Regions from separate parts of the Homo sapiens genome. Here region 2 is linked to region 1. Evidence: read pairs that join two places in POLR2A ChIA-PET (ENCODE). Cell type or tissue: HepG2. All regions are shown on one strand.

Region 1 (8,000 bases):
CAGAGCCCTTGGTCCCTGACCTTAGCCCTCTTCTGTCTAACCTCCAAACCCTCTCCTGGGGGTGAGCTCCTCTCCCCAACCCTCTGCCCTCCACCCCTGGCTTAGGGCACCCACAGAGCCTCTTCTGATGTCACCTTTTCCTGAACTGATCCAATATCAGCTCCCATGGGGGACATAGTGCCATATCTTGCAGGCTCTGAGGCACAGCCTGCCCAGCCCAGCTTCCTCCTTGGGTACAAACCCATGTAGACTGGAATCCCAGCCAGCTCCAGAGCTCTTATGGGCTGAGGGATTTGAGAACAAGACACTTTTCCTCTCTCTCTCTTTTTTTTATTTTATTTATTTATTTATTTTTGAGATAGAGTCTCGCTCTGTCACCCAGGCTGGAGTGCAGTGGCACGATCTTGGCTCACTGCACCCTCCATCTCTTGGATTCAGGCAGTTTTCTGCCTCTGCCTCCTGAGTAGCTGGGATTATAGGCGCCCGCCACCACGCCCCACTAATTTTTGCATTTTTAGTAGAGACGGGGATTCACCTTGTTGGCCAGGCTAGTCTCGAACTCCGACCTCACGATCCACCCACCTCGGCCTCCCAAAGTGCTGGGATTACAGGCGTGAACCACTGTGCCTGGCCACTTCTCTTCTCTTTATTATTCCGTAAAGTGAGGCTCACATGCCGAGCCCAAGGTGGTAGTGAGGGCTCAACATAAAGTTCTTGGAGCAGTGCCTGGACAGAGTAAGTGTTCGAGTATGACTACGATCCATTCCAAGAGCGGACCCCTTACCAACTTTGTAGGACTCCTCACCGGGCGCTCATCATACTCAGCCTCCAGGAAGGCCCCCAGCAATCCCTGCCTCCTGCTGTCTGTTCCCTTGTGTACTCCCTGAGTGTGGGTAGGACTGGGTGACTTAGGAATAGAATACGACCCACATGGCCCAGCACAGTGGCTCACGCCTGTAATCCCAGAACTTTGGGAGGCTCAGATGGGCAGATCACAAGGTCAGGAGATTGAGACCAGCCTGGCCAACATGGTGAAACCATGTCTCTACTAAAAATACAAAAATCAGCCTGGGCGTGGTGGCAGGCGCCTGGACTCCCAGCTACTCGGGGGGCTGAGGCAGGAGAATCGCTGGGATTATAGGCGTGAGTCACCGCACCTGGCCAAAAAAAGACCAACTTTTGTTTTGGGTAGTGGTGGCCCCCCCTTCTTGCTCTCTTGCCCTGGGGAGAGTCAGCTGTCCCAGGCCGGAGAGGCGAAGGTGGCCAGGAGCTGAAGGCTTCCCCCTGTGGGTGAGCTTGGAAGAAATCCCTCCAAGTCACTGCTGTCCCCTCTGCAGCCTGCTGGAGACCCTGGGCCAGAGCCATGGGCTGGGCCACTTCTGAATTTCTAACCCACCTATGCTGCGAGATGGCGTTTGGTTTTCAGTTGCTAAGCTTTGAGGTAATTGACTATGCAGTAGTAAATAGACACCTAATACCAAAGTTGATTGAAAAAGCCTTTTACAGTAGAAAACAGTCTACTGTAAATGGGAGGCCGAGGTGGGCGGATCACAAGGTCAGGAGTTCGAGACCATCCTGGCTAACACAGTGAAACCCCGTCTCTACTAAAAATAAAAAAATTAGCTGGTCGTGGTGGCAGGTGCCTGGACTCCCAGCTACTCGGGAGGCTGAGGCAGGAGAATCGCTGGAACCCAGGAGGTGGAGGTTGCAGCAACTTGAGATCACGCCACTGCACTCCAGCCTGGGTGACAGTGCTAGACTCCGTCTCAAAACAAAACAAAAAAAAAAAGACCAGCCTGGATAACATGGCGAAACCCCATCTCTACAAAAACTTAAAAAATTAGCCGGGTGTGGTGGTGCACACCTGTAGTAGTCTCAGCTACTTGGGAGGCTGAGGTGGGAGGATCGCTTGAGCTGAGGAGGTCGAGGCTACAGTGAGCTGTGATTGTGCCACTACACTCCAGCCTGGGTGACAGAGCGAGACTGTGGCTCATGCGTATAATCCCAGCACCTTGGGAGGCCGAGGCAGGCAGACCACCTGAGGTCAGGAGTTCAAGACCAGCCTGGCCAACGTGGTGAAACCCCGACGGAGGCTCTGTCCACAGAGCTGTCTGGCAGGTCCTTGCAACTGTACAGCGCAGCCAGCCCAGCCTCCAGGCCTAGTGCCTGGGTTAGTCATGGCCCCTCCATCACAGGCAACGCGTGGCTCTACCGGGAAGGTGCTCAGGTGGAGGAATTTCACACAAGGTGACGGGGGCCAGGGCATGCTTCCGGCAGGAAGTCAGCCCTGGAGATCTCAATACTCACATGTGTGTCTCAGTCACACTGTGTGTTTGTGTGTGCGGAACGTAGAGAGCTGATCACCTCAAGGGACATCCCAGCCCATAGCCCCCCACCGCACACACACCCCCAACGCACACACACAAACATGTTCCCAATGCAAAGCATGCAGTGTTGCCCAATGCGCTCATCCCGGAGGCAGGTGTCCGCTTCGACACCGTGTGGTGACACATGCACGACGGGGGCAGATCCCCAGCACCCGCCTTCTCATTGTGAGCCGCCTTTGTTTTGCATTCAGACACGTGGAGCCCCGGGAACCAAGCTGCAGGGCCAGTGCCTTCCAGCCTTCCAGGCCCGAAGCCTCCAGTCCCTCAGGAGCTCCTCAGGCCTTCAGGAGCCCCGGCAAGCACCCTCCGGCTCCCAAGCCCTTCCGGGCCTGCCAGCGGCCTGCTGTAGAGTGGGGTGGGAAGCCGTTGGGAGGGAGGAGCAGAGGAGTTCTGGTCTCCCCTAGCCGGGCCTCCTGCCGGGACACCTGCCAGCTGCTCCCCACCCCCGGCCTTGGCTCCTGGCCTGGCAGCCCCCGATTCCTCCCCTTCACACACTCAGGACTGCAAAGAAGGCCGGGGGAGGCCCCACTAAAGCACAGCCTCCAAGGTACACCTGGAGACTCGGGGACCTTGGGGGCCCTCAATCCCTCTGGGCCTCAGTTTCCCCCAGAAAGACAGGCCCAGAATCAAGAGGGATCTATGACAATGGGGGTGGGATTAGGCGTGTGTGTGCTTCCTGCGCATCCTGGCAGGCTGTGGGCGTTCTTGGCAGGCATCCACCAGTCCCCAGGCTCTGGAGGAGGAGGCCGGATGGGGGTGGGAGGCTGGGAGCCCCGGGGGAATGAGCTGCACCGCCCACACCGCCATAGGAGCGGCCTCCACACACCCAGCCCAGAGAGGCTGGACCCACAGGGCAGTGGCCTCAGAGGAGATGCTGGGCTCCCTTGCTGGTGTTGGGGAGGGTCGTCTTGGGTGGTCTTCCCCCTACCTTTCGCCCAAAGGTGCTCTGGGACAGACCCCTGACCACCTCCAAAGACTTGGGCCTCAGTCTCCATAGAACGAGGGGTTTCTGGACCACCTGCCAGCTGCCTGGGCAGGGCTGAGCACCAGCACTTTAGGTCCATTGAACTTTGGGGGCTGCCCAGTCCACCCCACTGCTTTCACCTCTGTCCTGGGTTACAAGAGGGGCTTCAAACCGCAGACCCTACAACCCAAGACCTCAAAACCCAGATCCTGGAATCCTAGACTCCAGAACCCCCAGACAGGAACCCGGACCAAGAATGTTCCCCAGAGCTGCTCAGGGGCCACGTAGGGCCTTTCTGTCCTTCTGTGACAAAGACACTTGTCACTCGCGCTCCAGGGATGGGGCATGGAGTGCCTGCCTTCAGAATCTGAAAGGCCTTCTCCAGAAACTCCCGGTCTCCACCCCCGGCCCGCCAAGGGGCGGGTGCATCCCACCTGCTGTGGGCTGAACCTAGTCCTGGTGGCTCTTATCAGTGCCCTGAGAGGTCCCCGGGAGGGAGCCGCATCCCACCAATGGATGAGGACACAGGAGCCCCATGGAGCTCACCCCCAGCCTGGCCTTCCCAGAACAGAAAGATGGCGGCCCCCAGGAGGCCCTCCTGGCCCTGGCCCGGGTCGGCTGAGGGCAGGGCCTGGTGACAGTTTCCGGTGTGTCCTCCGCAACAGCCTTCTCAGGCTCTCACCCTCACCCCACCCCAGAGTCTCTGTACACCCCTGCTTGGACAGCTGGGGGGCACATAGAGCATGACTCCGGCCCACCAGGGCCAGGGTGGGGGCTGCACCCCAAATGCCTTTGGCCTGAGTCCTCTAGCGGTTGGGAGGAGCCACCCTGACAGGGGCATCAGGTGATGTCCTAATTGCATCCAGTTAGGATCCAGTAGGCCTCAGTGGGCCCCAATAGCAGCTGGGGCCAGGCCTGGAGGAGGGGATCTGAGCCCTGGGCCGGCCGGGCAGCTACGCAGGACTCTGCGGGGCCGGGCATGGCCTGGCGTTTCACACGACCCAGTCCCATCCCTGGGCCTCAGTCTTCTGTGTGTGGAACAGGAACACCCCCTTGAGGGCTGTGGTGAGGACCCGATGATACTGGCGAAGTGCCCTGGGCCCAGCTGGCCCTCCTGTCTTGGTCCCGGGGCATGGTGGGAAGGGAGCTGGGGGGCAGAGTGTGGCAGGGTCATCCCCCTCCTGACTTCCTGGCGTGGCATTGAGTTGGGAAAGGTTGCAAAGGGGTGAGCTCTCCTGAACTGGTGGCCCAGGCAGCTGGGGAGGGGCAGCACAGCGCAGAGTGCCCCTGCTGGGTGCTGGGTGGGGCACCAGTGTCCAGAACGCTCAACACAGCCCTCCCCTTGGGGCTGCAAGGCCCCCACCCCATATTAGCCTGGCAGCACTGGGGATGTGGCACCAACACCTTCCAGTGGAAGTGTCTGTGACGGGAGGTGAAGGCTGGGTATTTAAACATCTGGAACCAGCTCTGAAGGCCAGGCCCGCTGTGGGGGGTTTGGGTTCCAGCCAGCCGCGCAGCGTGGGAAGGATCACAGCAGTGTGGGCCAGTGGAGAGCGGTGGCTGGCTCCAAGTACAGATTCTGCCTCAGTTTCTCCATGGGTGTCTTGGGGGCTGGTCTTCCTCAGCCCCAGCTGCCTGCCCTTCTCGCCCCCCCACAGCTCATTTCTGCAGGTGGCCCTCCCTCCAGCCCCGGCTGGGCCCCTTCCCTGTGGCTGAGTTACCCCCGGCCTGCCCCTGCCAGTGGGGCTCCTGCTCCCACGGGGGCATCCTTCACACATTTTTTCCCAAACCGCCCCTCTCCCGCGTCATCACAGCTCCTTGGATTTACATCGGCCAGAGCAGCAGGCCTGGGCCTCCTGTTCACCAGCCATCCCTGTCACTGAAGCTGGTGTGCCCTGGGGCAGGGTCAGGGATGTGGCACAGAAGGCTGCCCGGCAAGTGCCTGAGGAAAGAGGGAAAGTCTGAATGCACAGAAACAAACACATCAACAGATGCTATTCACAGCTCACGAGAATCCCATGATATCCCCATTTACAGAAGTAGTGGGCACAGAGAGGTTAAGCAACTTGCCTGGAGTCACACAGCCTGGAAGTGGCAGAGCTGGGATTTGAAGTCAGATGAGTGACAGCCTTCAGCAGCAGGCCCTTTCCCTGAAAAATGGGACCTCCTGGAGGCTGGATAAGGCCTCAGTGGAGACACTGTGGCCCTCACAGCAAGTCTGACAGACACACAAACAGAGACTTCAGGTCTTGCCCTGGGAGGAGAAGGAGCTGGCCCTGCTTCCTCTCCTGCCTGGGGAAGGATGTGCACACACCAGGAAGCCACCAAGAGGGGCTCAGATCCCAGCAGGTTTGCCCTTGGCCTGGGCCCCAGACCCCCCTGTGGTCCTAGGTCTGAGGACCTGCCTGGGGACAGGGCTGGGCCGCTGGTCCCAGGGCCTTGCAGCCCCAAGGGGAGGGCTGTGTTGGGCATCCTTGAAACTGGTGCCCCACCCAGCACCCTGACGTACTCCCCTGGGGGTCAGCTCTCCACAGCAGCTGAGGTTGGAGGGCTTAGGGGCCCCAGAAGTGCCTTGCCGGTCAGTCACCCTCAGAGCACCAGGGAGGACTCTCCCAGGAGCTTATTAGAAATGGAGGGTCCAGCCGGGCGCAGTGGCTCACACCTGTAATCCCAGCACTTTGGGAGGCCGAGGCGGGAGGATCACGCGATCAGGAAATCAAGAACATCCTGGCTAATACGGTGAAACCCAGTCTCTACTAAAAATACAGAAAATTAGCCAGGTGTGGTGGCAGGCGACTGTAGTCCTAGCTACTCGAGAGGCTGAGGCAGGAGAATGGCATGAACCCGGGAGGCGGAGCTTGCAGTGAGCTGAGATCGCACCACTGCACTCCAGCCTGGGTGACAGAGCGAGACTCCATCTCAAAAAAAAAAAAAAAAAAAAAAAAAAGAAATGGAGGGTCCTGGCCAGGCACCGTGGCTCACGCCTGTAATCCCAGCACTTTGGGAGGCCAAGGCGGGCAGATCACAAGGTCAGGAGTTCGAGACCAGCCTGGGCGACATGGTGAAACCCCTGTCTCTACTAAAAATACAAAAATTAGCCAGGCATGGTGGCGCAGGCCTGTAATCCCAGCTACTCAGGAGGCTGAGGCAGGAGAATCACTTGAACCTGGGAGGCAGAGGTTGCAGTGAGCCGAGATTGCGCCACTGCACTCCAGCCTGGGCAACAGAATCGAAACTCCATCTCAAAAAAAAAAGAAAGAAAGAAACAAGCCCCTGAACTCTGCTCCCTCTCCTGTCTCCAACTCACGAGGAGGAGCAGGCAGGCTCGTGGCTTATCTGCAAGGCTGTTGTAGTCGGGCGGGTCGGGGGACATAGGGTAATCCCTCCAGCGTCCTATCGATGTCCCTGGTCACCCTCCGCAGTGATTGCACGAAGAGCTTTCACTGAGCACTCCAGCTGTCCCGAGAGCTGTCAGGGGATCTCACCTGCTCAGGACTCCTCGTTTTGCAGTGGAGGAAAGTGAGGCACAGAGAAGTTATGTAATTTGTCTAGAAGTATGTAACACAGCTGGCATGCATAGGAGCCGGGATTCGAACCCAAGCCATCAGGCCCAGAACCCCTGCTCTTAACCATGAAAGTTATATGTCTTCTTGTGTAAAACAGCTGGAGCCCCCATCACGCGACAGGGAGAATGGCCATCTTTCTTCCCTGGGTCCTACAGGAAGTCCAGGCACCCCAGGGGCTTCCTCCATTCTGAAGAAAGACTAGGAAAACCTCTGTCCCAGGACACCCTTCTCTGCCGCCCACTGCCCGGCTGCTGGGGCTGCCTCACTGAGGTAGGTGTCAAGGGCACAGGAGGGGAGGGGTGCTCCCAGGGCCTGGCTGCCAGGGAATTTACATGCCCTAGAGTCACAATGCTTCATCTGGCTGGGAGCAGTGGCTCACGCCTGTAATCCCAGCACTTTGGGAGGCCGAGGCAGGTGGATCACGAGGTCAGGAGATCGAGACCATCCTGGCTAACAGGGTGAAACCCCGTCTCTACTAAAAATACAAAAAATTAGCCGGGCGTGATGGTGGGCGCCTGTAGTCCCAGCTACTTGGGAAGCTGAGGCAGGAGAAGGGCATGAACCCGGGAGGCAGAGCTTGCAGTGAACTGAGATCACGCCACTGCACTCCAGCCTGGGCAACAGGGCGAGACTCCATCGCAAAAAAAAAAAAAAAAAAAAAGAAAGAAAGAAAAAAGGAAAAAACAAGGCTTCATCTGCCCTTGCTGAAGTCTCCCCTTCCCCAGCACTCCCTCCACAGGCCTGGATCACAACCACATCCCCCTGCAGTTTCCCCAGTGCCTCTCCCCTCCCTGCCTGCCCCTCAGAGGGGTCAGGGCAGCAAGTAGCCTTGCAGGAAGGAACAGGGTGGCCTGGGGGCTCCTAGAGAGTCTCCCCCGAGCCACAGACTATCCACTCCAGCAAGGCATCCAGGCTCCCGTGTCACCAGAGGACAGATCGTTTTTTGTTTGTTTGTTTGAGACAGAGTCTTGTTCTGTCACCCAGGCTGGAGTGCAGTGGCGCAATCTCAGCTCACCGCAACCTCTGCCTCCTGGGTTCAAATGATTCTCCTGCCTCAGCCTCCCGAGTAGCTGGGATTACAGG
Region 2 (8,000 bases), 63 kb before region 1:
TCCCAGCACTGTGGGAGGCCAAGACAGGCAAATCACCTGAGGTCAGGAGTTCAAGACCAGCCTGGCCAACATGGCAAAACCCCGTCTCTACTAAAAATACAAAAATTAGGCCGGGCACGGTGGCTCATGCCTGTAATCCCAGCACTTTCGGAGGCCGAAGCAGGCAGATCACTTGAGGTCGGGAGTTCAAGGCCAGCCTGCCCAATATGATGAAACCCTATTTCTACTAAAAATACAAAAATTAGCCAGGCATGGTGGCGCGCACCTGTAATCCCAGCTATTCACGAGGCTGAGGCAGGAGAATCACTGGAAGCAGGGAAGCAGAGGTTGCAGTGAGCCGAGATCATGCCACTGGACTCCAGCCTGTGCAACAGAGCGAGACTCCATTTCAAAAACAAAAACAAAAAAAACCACAAAGACACACACATTGGCCTAGCCTACAGTCAGGATCATCAATATCACCATCTTCCAACTCCATACCTTCCTTGTCCCACTGGAAGGTCTTCAGAGGCAATAAGACCCATGGAGGTGTCATATTCTAGAGTAACAATGCCTTCCTTCTGGAATACCTCCTGAAGGACCTGCCTGAGGCTGTTTTACAGCAAACTGATAATTTTTATAAGTAGGAATACACTCTAAAATAACCATACAAAGTATAGCATAGTAAATCCACAAACCAGTAATACAGTTATTGTCATTACCAAGTACTATGTACTATACATAACTCCATGTGCTAGATTTTGTAAGACTGGCAGTGCAGTAGGTTTGTTTACACCAACACCACACAAACACCTAAGTAATGCTACACGCTGTTGCACTATAGACAAGGTGAAGTTACTAGGCGACAGAAATTTTTTAGTTCCATTATAATCTTATGGGACCACTGTCCTTGACCAAAATGACATTTGTTTTGCAATACATGACTGTATGTATAGCCTTCAGTCACACCATCAAAATAAATGGCTCTTCTAAAAAAAACTCCAACTATATTCTAAGTTGTGAAGATGACTATTTCAACATACATGCAGGAATAAAGCAACTCAGTCCAATTTGTCCCCAGGCAACCAAGCTAACCACCTCCCATTTCACCGGTGTTCTCACTGCCAGGAAGAAGAGGAATGTAACTGGACTACAAGTTGGCTCTGGCAACCCGAAACATAAAATTCCCCAACACCTGGGGCCACATGGAAACAACTAATCAATGGATCCAATAAAGTCTTGCTCCTAAGTGTTTTTTCTTTTCCTTTTTTTTTTTTTTTTTTTTTTGAGATGGAATATTGCTCTGTCACCCAGGCTGGAGTGCAGTGGCACGATCTCGGCTCACTGTAGCTCCACCTCCCAGGTTCAGGCAATTCTCGCGCCTCAGCCTCCCAAAATGCTGGGATTATAGCCTGGCTAATTTTTTGTATTTTTAGTAGAGACAGGGTTTCACCATTTTGGCCAGGCTGATCTTGAATTCCTGACCTTGGGAGATCCACCTGCCTCAGCCTCCCAAAGTGCTGGGATTACAGGAGTGAGCAACTGCACCCAGCCTAAGTGTTTTCTCTTAAAGAGGATTCTGGCTGACCCTCTCTAAAATACACTAAATTGAATTCTGATTATACTTATAAATCAGAATTCTTATAATACTTAAAATTAACAGTCTATCTTGTTGATCCTTTTCCTTTCTTACTGAAACATAAAATAAAGGTGCCTCTTACAGCTGAGGGCCTCTCGGACTGGATTACCACGGCAAGTTATTAGGTTCAACCATAAGACTAAGCCTCTCAATGCCTCTGTTTCCTCATCTGGAAAATGGAGATAGTAACTTTACATCATATGACTGTTGTGAGGGTCAAATGATTTGATGTGTGTTAAAACTAGCCTGGCACAGAGTAAGCAACCTGGATAGATCATTCTTTCGAGGGTTTTGTTAGTGATGACAAGTTGTACCTCCCTATCCACACACTACCCATTGCCTTATAAGGAGTGGCAAATCCCTAAGACAGCTGTTAGTTTTAGTCTATAGCATTTTAACCTTTCGTGGGAAACTAACTGACCATTATAGGATCAAAGCTGTAACTTTAACCTTTAACCTATATGCTACTATAACTATATACTAGGCAAAAATTAAATCAGAGCTTTTCAAGTCATCCAGCACTGTGATTTGGGTCAACTAGCTAATAGCAGGCCAAAATGAGATGAATAACTTAGTGGAAACACAACAATCAACAAAAAAAATTGTCAATTCTCAGTAACATTCATCTTAGAAATCAGGGGTATACACCAAGACCAATCTCTGAGTACAGTCTCCAGTCAGGAATGTATTTTTATCCCTTCCTAGTCAAATAAACTCAATCCTCCTCCCCGCAACACACATAATATTAAAGAAAAAACAAAAAACATATGTGCAATTCTAACAAAGAATATCCAAATATATAAATAAAAAGAACTCACACAAATCCATACAAAAAACCAAAACCTATAAAAACCAACACCCTATAGAAAAACAGCAAAACAGCCTAGGAAACATGGTGAAACCCTGTCTCTACAAAAAAACACAAAAATTAGCCAGGCGTGGTGGCACACTCCTGTAGTCCCAGCTACCTCGGAAGCTGAGGTGGGAGGATCATGTGAGCCCAGGAGATGAAGGTTGCAGTGAGCTGAGATTAAGCCACCGCACTCCAGCCTGGGCAACAGAGCAAGACCCTAAGGGGGAAAAAAAAGAAAAATAGCAAAAGAAAGATACATTCACAGGAGGAAACTGAGTGGCAAAAAAAAGAAAAAAAAATTTACAGACACCCCTGGGCCAGGGTTAAGACCAACAAAACCTGAAACCCCATCTCTACAAAAAATACAAATATTAGCTGGGCATAGTGGCAAGAGCCTATAAACCCAGCTACTCCGGAGGCCAAGGTGGGAAGATTACTTGAGCCTGAGAGGCTGAGGATGCAGGGAGCCAAAATTACACAACTGCACTCCAGCCTGGATGACAGAGCCAGACCCTGTCTCAAAAAGTACATATAAACAAATAAAAAATAAATAAAAAGACACTCTTTTCTTATCGATACTTAGCTAAAACACACTTAGTACTTTTTGTCACATTCTTTGCTGGGTGTGGTGGTGAACAACTGTAGTCCAAACTACTCCAGAAACTGAGGTATGAAGATCACTTGAGCCCTAGAAGTTCAAGGCTACAGTACGCTATGATCACGCCACTGCACTCCAGCCTGGGCGACAAGAGTAAGAACTCATCTCAAAAAAGGGGAAAAAAAAGGTCTTAAAAAAATTAAAAATTAAAAATTAAAAACATAAGACACTTAACCTCATCATTAATTGGAAAACTTAATTACAGGCACAGTGACTCATGCCTGTAATCTCAACACTTTGGGAGGACACAGCAGAAGGACTGGTTGAGCCCAGGAGTTGGAGACCAGTCTGGGCAACTTGGCAAAACCCCGTCTCTACAAAAAGTTCAAAAATCAGTCAGGCATACTGGCTCATGCCTGTAGTCCCAGCTTCTCAGGAAACTGAGACAGGAGGATCACTTGAGCCCTGGAGGCTGAGGCTGTAGTGTGCTGTGATCATGCCACTGCACTCCAGCCTAAGAGGCAGAACGATATCAAGTCTACAAAAAAAGAAAGAAGAGGCCAGGCACAGTGGATCACGTCTGTAATCCTAGGACTTTGGGAGGCCGATGCGGGAGATCACTTGAGGTCAGGAGTTCAAAACCGGCCTGGCCAGCATGGTGAAACCCCTTCTCTACTAAAAATATTTTTTAAAATTAGCCAGGCGTGGTAGCACATGCCTGTAATCCTAGCTACACGGGAGGCTGAGGCAGGACAATCACTTGAACCGGGGAGGCGGAGGTTACAGTGAGAGGAGACTGCGTCACTGCATTTCTAGCCTGGGGAACAAAACAAGAGCGAAACTCCATCTCCAAAAAAAAAAAAAAAAAAAGAAAAGAAAAGAAAAGAAAAAAATGCTAATATAAGCCATTAAAGGATAGCATTTAAAAAAAATTAATAACCTAACTAACACCATGACGAAGACAAGGTGAAAACAAAGTTGTTTACCTTGCTAGTGGAAATGTACTTGTTTGGAAAGCATAAAAGTACATGAATAGCATAGATTATTCCATTTACAAAAACACTAACAATAACAAGAAAACATATTATCACTTTTTTTTTTTTTTTGAGACGGAGTCTAGCTCTGTCGTCCAGTCTGGAGTGCAGTGGCACAACCTCGGCTCACTGCAATCTCCGCCTCCCGGGCTCAAGCAATTCTCCCGCCTCAGCCTCCCAAGTAGCTGGGATTACAGGTACCCGCGACCACACCCAGCTAATTTTTATATTTTTAGTAGAGACGGGGTTTCGCCATGTTGGCCAGGCTGGTCTCGAACTCCTGATCTCAGGTGATCCTCCCGCCTCACCCTCCCAAAGTGCTGGAATTACACACATGTATTTAAGTACAAAAACACGTATGGGAATTCTGACAGCCTTGAGTGTGCCACTCAGATTTCCCTTCAAGAGAGAAAATGTTGCAAGGAGTGTAGTTAACTGACAGCCCCAGCTACCAGAAATCTACTACAGCACCCATACCAAGGCTAGGCTACTCTAGGCTGCTCCCAGCCAATGACTGAACACAGCAGATGTTCACAAAGAAGGACCATTCCTGCCCAACAGACTCTTCTAACAATCTACTCTGGCTGAGATTTTCTCTGAACTGCAAGCTGCACTGCAGTTTGAGGTTCCTCTATCAATCATTAATCATCATTCCTTCCCTCTCTTCTTTCACAGGTGTCACACATGCTTCCAGTGTAAAGGCTCTTGCCACCTACACCTCCTTCCTCTCTTTATCCTTCACAAGCATACCCTAATGAACCTCTTGCACATCTAATTCTGTCTTGTCATCTGCTTCTCAGAAGATGCAAACTATCACAGAAATAATATAAACCAACTGTGAATTAATGAAGAAAGAAGGCGGGAATGAGGCTTTAGCTGTACCTGAAGCAAATATTGCCTAGTATTAAATCAGTGTTTGGTCGGGTGCGGTGGCTCAAGCCTGTAATCCCAGCACTTTGGGAGGCCAAGGCGGGTCAATCACCTGAGGTCAAGAGTTCGAAACCAGCCTGGCCACCATAGTGAAACCCCGTCTTTTTTTTTTGAGACAGAGTCTCACTTTGTCACCTAGGCTGGAGTGCAGTGGTGCCATCTACGCTCACTGCAACCTTTGCAGCCTGGGTTCAAGCAATTCTCCTGCCTCAGCCTTCTGAGTAGCTGGGATTACAGGCATGCACCACCACGCCCAGCTAATTTTTGTGTTTTTAGTAGAGAGGGGTTTCATCATGTTGGCCAGGTTGGTCTTGAACTCCCGACCTCAAGTGATCCGCCTGCCTCGGCCTCCCAAAGTGCTGGGATTACAGGTGTGAGCCACCATGCCCAGCCAGCGAAATACCATCTCTACTAAGAATACAAAAATTAGCAGCCGGGCGCGGTGGCTCACGCCTGTAATCCCAGCACTTTGGGAGGCCAAGACGGGCAGATCACGAGGTCAGGAGATCGAGACCATCCTGGCTAACATGGTGAAACCCCATCTCTACTAAAAATACAAAAAATTAGCCAGGCGTGTTGGCGGGCACCTGTAGTCCCAGCTACTCGGGAGGCTGAGGCAGGAGAATGGCGTGAACCCAGGAGGCGGAACTTGCAGTGAGCTGAGATCACGCCACTGCACTCCAGCCTGGGGAACAGAGTGAGACTCCGTCTTCAAAAAAAAAAAAAAAAAAATTAGCTGGGCATGGTGGCACACACCTGTAGTCCTAGCTACTCGGGAGGCTGAGGCAGGAGAAGCACTTGAACCTGGGAGACAGAGGTTGCAGTGAGCCAAGGTCACACCATTGCTCTCCAGCCTGGGTGACAAGAGCAAAACTCTGTCTCAAAATACAATAAAAAATAAAACTAAAATCAATCAATCAATCACTGGCTGGGCGCGGTGGCTCACGCTTGTAATCCCAGCACTTTGGGAGGCCGAGGTGGGCGGATCACGAGGTCAGGAGATCAAGACCACGGTGAAACCCCATCTCTACTAAAAATATAAAAAATTAGCCGGGCGTGGTGGTGGGCGCCTGTAATCCCAGCTACTCAGAGAGGCTGAGGCAGGAGAAGGGCGTGAACCCGGGAGGCGGAGCTTGTAGTGAGCTGAGATCGCGCCACTGCACTCCAGCACCCCAGCCTGGGTGACAGAGCGAGACTCCGTCTCAAAAAAATAATAATAATAATTAAATAAATAAATCACAAAGCATTGCCAGGCACATGCCTGTGATCCCAGCACTTTGGGAGGCCAAGGCAGGAAGACTGCTTGAGCACAAGAGTTAGAGACCAGCCTGGGCTCAAGCGTGGTGATGTGCACATGTATTCCCAGCAACTGATGAGGCTGAGGGGGGAGGATCACTTGAGTCTGGGAGGCAGAGGTTGAAGTGAGCCAACATCAGGGCCACTGCACTCTAGCCTGTGTGACAGAGCAAGACCTTGTTTCAAAAAAAAAAAACAAAACAAAACAAAACCACAAAGCATTCACCATATTTTTTTTACAATGATCTAAAGCATAAAAAAAGCAGAACATAGAATCACCAGTGAAAACAAATGAAAGGCATATCAAGACACCCTGTTCAGTAAAATTACCTATTCCACATGAAAACATAACACAGTTTTCTGACAGAAGTCAACTCTGAAGTGACAGTTAAGCCAATGACAACCACAAATTTTCAGATCTGATTAAATACATTGGATTAAACATTCAAAATAAAGGTTGCTTTTTTAAAGGGCCACTATCTCAAAAATATTCATCATTAACAATGTACGCCTCTGAAGCACCAAGGACGTGTATAAAGAGAATAAAAAAAATTAAAAAATAGTAATAATAATGGCTGAACACGGTGGCTCACACCTGTAAGCCCAGCACTTTGGGAGGCCAAGGCAGGCAGATGGCTTGAGCCAAGGAGTTCGAGACCAGCCTGGACTACGTGGCAAAACTCTTGTCTCTACAAAAAATACAAAAAAACTAGTCAGGCATGGTCGTGGACATCTGTAGTCCCAGCTACTTTCGAGGTAAAGTATGGATGGGAGGATAGTGTGCGCCCAGGAGGTTCAAGTTCACTGCCGCCATGATCACACCACTATACTGGTGACAGAGTGTGACCCTATCTCAAAAAAAAAAGGAAAAAAAAGGAAAGAAAAACATTATTCATTTCAAAATAAGTGATGCTTTGCTTATGTAGGAAAGAACCAACCAGAGGTAGGATAGATAAGCATCCCCCCTCTTACCCTATTATTCTGTAACTACTGAATATTAAAAGAAACCAATGACAACTCAGCATAATCTGCGGCAGACAGCATGGAAAGGCAGTCTGGACAACACATGTAAGAACAAAGCCTAAGTTAAAAGTGTAGGGCTGCACTTAGGTTTTTAACTCTTTTTTTTTTTAACTCTTTAAAAGTTGGTAAAACTTTTTATTTCAGTGTAAACACAAATGGTATTCTAACTACCAAGCAATGCCACACTACACCGATCTAATCTAGGTATTAATTATTTTATAAGAACTGAATCAGGGCCAGGCGTGGCGGCTCACGCCTGTAATCCCAGCACTCTGGGAGGCCGAGGCGGGCGGATCACGAGGTCAGGAGATTGAGACCATCCTGGCTAACATGGTGGAACCCCGTCTCTACTTAAAATACAAAAAAATTAGCCGGGCGTGGTGGCAGGCGCCTGTAGTCCCAGCTACTCGGGAGGCTGAGGCAGGAGAACGGCATGAACCCAGGATGCGGAGCTTGCAGTGAGCCCGGATTACACCACTGCACTCCAGCCTGGACAACAGAGCGAGACACCGTCTCAAAAAAAAAAAAAAAAAAGAACTGAATCAGGATTTTAAGACTAACGTGCTCTATCCACCTCATTCACTCTTTGTAAGGCATGACAGAATTAAATCTTCCTTTGAACTGCATAGGAAATATCAGATAGTCTTA

What was found. ChIA-PET counts read pairs that join two places held together with the same protein. Peaks named below come from ENCODE experiments on the same cell type or tissue, not always from the same donor. Only the 100,000 strongest peaks of a DNase experiment are listed, where the experiment ranks them.
Region 2: POLR2A ChIA-PET joins it to region 1 with 5 read pairs; 10 of 35 experiments call an interaction of 5 or more read pairs at or near these places.

Annotation. Positions count from the first base shown.
Region 1 is chr14:102,535,233-102,543,232 of GRCh38, reverse strand. It overlaps MIR4309 (microRNA 4309), which reads right to left and starts at 3,589; the gene lies at 3,507-3,589. In HepG2, a CTCF peak has its summit at 1,329; DNase peaks (open chromatin) are centred at 2,452, 3,092, 3,932 and 4,062; H3K4me3 peaks cover 3,313 bases.
Region 2 is chr14:102,598,334-102,606,333 of GRCh38, reverse strand. The region is part of intron 2 of RCOR1 (REST corepressor 1); the gene reads right to left. Among named protein-coding and RNA genes, the nearest start is that of RCOR1, 9.7 kb to the right of the region's middle. In HepG2, no CTCF peak of the experiment used is centred here; a DNase peak (open chromatin) is centred at 4,725.